Regions from separate parts of the Mus musculus genome. Here region 1 is linked to region 2. A link is a loop called in an ENCODE intact Hi-C map of the cell type or tissue named here. Cell type or tissue: heart. All regions are shown on one strand.

Region 1 (2,500 bases), 83 kb before region 2:
TGGCTGTTGGATTCATTGAGTAAAATATATAATATATCTGTCTGTGACATTAAACTACTTTCATAGCATTATGGTACAAACTGCACCTGGAAGCGGGGATCAGGGAGAGGAAGAGGAGAGGAGAGAGAAGAAGTGGGGAAGGAGGAAACAGAAGGAAGAAATGGATCACATCATCTCCGCGTTAGATATCGTTTGGCTATGCTCAGTGCTCACACACGATGATAAGGAAACGCCTGCTGCTGCTTCTCAGTCTGTCCCTGCAGTTACTGACCAGGTAGCAAATGCCTCGCTATGTCCCCAGGTCAGATGGTCCATCTATTTTCCATTGGCATACTGTCTGAGGAACATGAGCTGTGGAAACCAGCTTCTATCCCAAACTTCCAGGGCTGATCTATACAAGTGGAAGAAAACATCCAAAAATGTAGAGAGCTTCATCTGGGGGGAGGGGGTTGAGCTTGCTAAACCCACCCTGACAGTTGCTTCCCTGGCTTCCCCTATGCCTACCGGCTCATCTCCACTCTGAGCCAGCCCTGATGGCAGTACCTTGCGTGTTGTGAAAGGGGACCACTTGCTTCCTTTAAGGCTAGAGGAGACCTGCACCACTCATAGACTGTGTGCACCATGATCTGAGTCACATGAGCCTTGTTCACTTGGGGTGCTGACTCTAACTCTTGGTACTAGGAAGTTGCCTTGAGGTTTTAGCCTCATGTTTAAATCCACTGCCCAGACTAAAGTCCTAGCCTAGAGTAAGGGAACATTTTAGGTCATCTCCCACGGCTCTTTCTTGGAGCTGAATCTAGCTTTCTAATGTATCAACCACCCCACCACCAGGCCTGACTGGATCTTGCATGCCAGAGCAGAGCTTTGCTCCCTCGGGTTCTCTCAGCTGGCCTCTGGCACCAAGCAACTCCGTTCACACTTGGACTCTGCTGCTAAACTGAGCTAGACCCTTGCCTTGGCTCTAAACGATGTGCACTTTGCATCACACCAAGCTCCTTCTTGGTTCCCTCTTCCTCCTTTTGCCATCTGCCTGAGGACCATGGCGCCAAGGCTTGTTCATATTCTTGCAGACCACAACAGCAGTCTAATTCAGAGAAAATATCTCACCAGGATCCTTGGTACTTGGATGTATAGTCTAGGGCAGGGGGGACCTGTTAGGACCCAGAACCTGGTGAATGCAAGTCTCCCTTGGACTAACACAGATTAGTACAGACTCCTACATTTTGTGCCACATGAAGAAATGGGGTTTAATGCACAACACGGGTAGAGCTTAGAACTAAAGCCAATCACATGGCAGAACCCACCATCCCTCCGATCCTCAGCCCCATACAAGTGGTTGTTCTGACCATCCTGGTATGAGACATTTACCAGTCTCTGGTCCCTACCAACCATGAGCTACACAAGCCACAGGGCCCCAAGCTGCAGGTGGTAATTTGCATAGGGCAGTGTCTCCTCTCCCAGGAGGTTAGGCCTCTCTGAGTTTCTTTTCTGTACAAGGGGAGTCGAACAGTGTCTTTAAAAAGAAAGAAAAACAAGACGGGTGACTTTGCTTGGACCTGGGTAGTAAGGTGTTCCAAAGTCTCTGTGGAAGTAGCTATTTCTGGCCCCATTGTCGTCTGGGTTACAGAGGAAGGCCTCCTGGCAATTCTTTGCTTGAAAGACAGAAACAGAACATTGTTTCTGACGGCTTTGATTTAATGGCCAAAAACAGTTATAGGAAACTGTTGAGCAGATGTTCTGAGAAACTCAGAAGAGACTGGGTCTTTGAGAAGGGCTATTTTTAGACAAATGCTTCCTACCATTGGGGGCTTCAGTACTTACAAAGGGGGATGTAAAAGCAGAGAAAATGTGGGAGAGAAGGGGGGAGCACAAAAGTGTGTGCTTCTAGGGCCTTTGGATATTTTGACAATCACAGTTCAAGTTGCTGTCCGCCTTCCCATGATGTGCTAGGTGCTAGGAAATCTCCATCATCTGTTCATTCTTTATTCCCTGTCCAAGCTCCAGGAATAGTCAGTGAGGCTGGTTTCCTGACCACTGTATTTTCTCACCTCTCTTTACCCAAACCCATCTTTCACCTCCTTTCTATCTGTCTCTCCCGTTCATTTCTCTTTAATCCTTCATTTCATGCTCAGCTGTTACTTTCCCCCTCCTCCAAGAAGCCTTCCCTGAATGCCCTGGGACAAACTGGGCCCCCTTCTCCATTGTGCAGTGAGCTTGGTCATGACTGTTCTGCTTCTGTGCCTTCCTTTTTACTCAGACTGGAAGCTTGTGGAGGCTGTGGACCCTTCTGCTGTCCCCACTTAGCACTTGCCAGGGCAATCGTAAGCACCGGGGTCACAGAATGTAAGTATGGATGTGTGGGAAGGAAGTGATCAACTGAGCATATTCATTGGGTTAGCCCTTCCAAGCTTCACCTACAGTGGCAGAAATTTATCTCCCTGTCACAGGTTTTCAAATCAAACCCAAATGGTTACTATGATTAAGATAATAGACTAGTGAC
Region 2 (2,500 bases):
TGCTTAGAAATCAGGAAACAGTACTAAGAATAGCTTTCCCTGAGGTTGCTCAGGAAGATTTGTTATGTTGTCTTTTACTCAAAGGTGGACATCAGTGCCTTGCTCCAGTTACATATATACTTCCATGTCCTTGGGTGATTTGTTAATTTATACCAACTCTCTCGATGTATAATGGGTATCTATCAGTGGCAAATTATGGATTACCTCACTCATCTTGTTATCTGGCATGTTGGGAGTTCTCAAATATGGCAAGGACATGCACTGTGATGAACCCCAGAGATTCATACCAGAGTGTTGGTGGGTGTGGTGATATAGGAAAAGATGCTGTTTTTTTTTTTTTTTTTTTTCCTAATAGAGCAGTGTCTGACAAAGCGTTGGCCAATGGTGACACAACTAGAGGAACAGAATAATTAGAAACTCAGTTACAGGTTCTGGACTCCCTGGCTAATCCAGGAGCGTTGGGACTTTTGTTTTGGGGGTCTCCAATAGGTTTGGTTCTGAGCTAGTGAAGTTGATTGAGGTTTCTGTTCATCAATACTGCCCTTGTCTTGCCCAACCATTCCACGGGTGGGATTCTGAGTCAGGTCTAGGCAGGAACCCTCGCAGGACCCCTGCTGTGGAATCCCCCGCACGCGCCCCTCGTTGCGCACCCACGCCTCACGTCCTGTGTGTCAAGCTTTGTGAATGAATGATGTACACGCACTTGGAAAACTATGCTGCTACTGGAGCGGGGCCGCAGAGGGTGACCAAGCCTTCAAGAATGCGTGCAGAATCAGACGGACTTTCCCGAGACTGTGGCAGTAGCCCCGGCATGCCAGGGACAGGCTCGCCAGCCATTCTTAGCAGCGGTGGGCTGAGGCCCTCGCCCCGCGCGCGCGGAATAGCTGGAGCAGCGCCGCCGGGCCAGGCTCGCCCGCCCTTCCTTTCGCTTTTGGGAGACGGGCGGTGATTGGCTGCAGATGCTAAGCCCCGCCCCGCCGCCCCGCCCTCGCCGCCTCGCCGAGTGGGCAGGGCAGCGGCTGGGACCCTGGGCCTGGGCTCGGTGAGGAACGCCCTAAAGCGGAGGCGAGCTGCACTGCGCCAGCGCCGGCCAGCCGTGCGAGCGAGCAAGGGAGCGAGCGCCCCGGACGGAGGAGGGAGCGAGCGCCCGGGACAGAGGAGCGAGCGGGCGGGCGAGGCGCGGGCGAGGCTGGGACCTAAGCGCGCTCTCTGCTCCGCCAAGTGCCAACTTCGCGCGGACTGGCTGGGCGCGCACCTTCCCGCGGGGCGGTCAGCGGGAATTTGAGATTTTAGGGTTGCGCTCTGTCCCCTTCCACTGGGTTCAAAAATCCCCATTAAAAAGCAAAACAACAGTTACAGCAAACTTACTCTCATCCCGCCGGCCCCCTCAACTCCGGGCACCATGAAGGCGGCCGTCGATCTCAAGCCGACTCTCACCATCATCAAGACAGAAAAAGTGGATCTCGAGCTTTTCCCTTCCCCGGGTGAGTGGCAACAGTGAGGCCCCCACCCCAGCTCCGGGTCCCCTTCTGGGCTGCGCTGCTCCCTCAGGAGCACTGGATGCAGAAGCCAGGAGGACTGTTGGTGGCCCAAGACCCTTGGCTTTTTTTGGGGGGGGGGGGGCTGGGTGTATTTATTTTCACAGCTGTGTGTTTTGTGACTAATGGGAAAACGCTTATAGAATTTCCAGCTCCCTAATTCCGTTGTTTGAATTTTCCCACATAAGCGAGAAACTTCTGGTAATATTCCTTAATGTTAGCAAGGGGCCTGACACTGTCTCTAAGATCACCCCCACCCCGTCCCAACTGTGTCTCCCCAGTATTGGAGCTTGATGGGAGGCTCTTGTGAAGTGCTGAAAGGGTGTCTGGCTAGCTGCCCGGCCTACGAGCACTTGCATCCTGAGCGCCCCTGTCATAAGTCCCTTAGAGCCTCACTCCTCTTTTCTAGGTTGAGGGGGAGGTAGTGGGAGGAGAAACGAACAGAATCTGTTTAACTTTGGGAAAGTCTGATTCCTTCCTGGTCAGTGTAGTAACTAGCTTTACTGCCTTTCTATTCTGCCATCTTTTGGCCTCCCGTACCAAAGGTCCTTGAAGAAGGAAAGCATCCCACGACCAGATGTAACTTAGTGTCTTTGGCTCATGGTTTTATTTAGCAGGCTTAAAGGATTTGAAGAAGAGAGGGAGAGTAAAGACATCGAATATTGTCTTAGAAGGAAATTTTAGTGTTCAACAGATGGAGTCAACTCTTGGGGATTCCTGAAGCTAGCAGAGTGCAAAGTGCCTACTTTTAGAATAGGAAGCTGGACTCAGAGAAAAGTGACTTTGGAGGTGAAAGGATCTAGAAAGATAAAGGGAGAAGATGATGCATTTTGGAAAACAATCAGATGTCAAAACACACACGTCTATTGGGTCTGATTATCTGTAACTTTAACTGCTGTCCCTGATCTCTTGCCTCTGCCGTAAATAACTGCATATTTAACCTGTTCTTTAGACTTTCAATA

The links. Peaks named below come from ENCODE experiments on the same cell type or tissue, not always from the same donor. Only the 100,000 strongest peaks of a DNase experiment are listed, where the experiment ranks them.
Region 1: a loop joins it to region 2, with 1.9 times the contacts of the local background. A loop is called at or near these places in 11 of 42 quality-filtered maps.

What each region holds. Positions count from the first base shown.
Region 1 is chr9:32,611,669-32,614,168 of GRCm38, forward strand. No RefSeq gene overlaps it. Among named protein-coding and RNA genes, the nearest start is that of Gm31928, 18 kb to the right of the region's middle. In heart, no CTCF peak of the experiment used is centred here; a DNase peak (open chromatin) is centred at 1,563.
Region 2 is chr9:32,694,982-32,697,481 of GRCm38, forward strand. All of the region lies in intron 3 of Ets1 (E26 avian leukemia oncogene 1, 5' domain), which reads left to right. Among named protein-coding and RNA genes, the nearest start is that of Ets1, 60 kb to the left of the region's middle. In heart, a CTCF peak has its summit at 1,068; DNase peaks (open chromatin) are centred at 1,000 and 1,870; H3K4me3 peaks cover 2,187 bases; H3K27ac peaks cover 2,083 bases.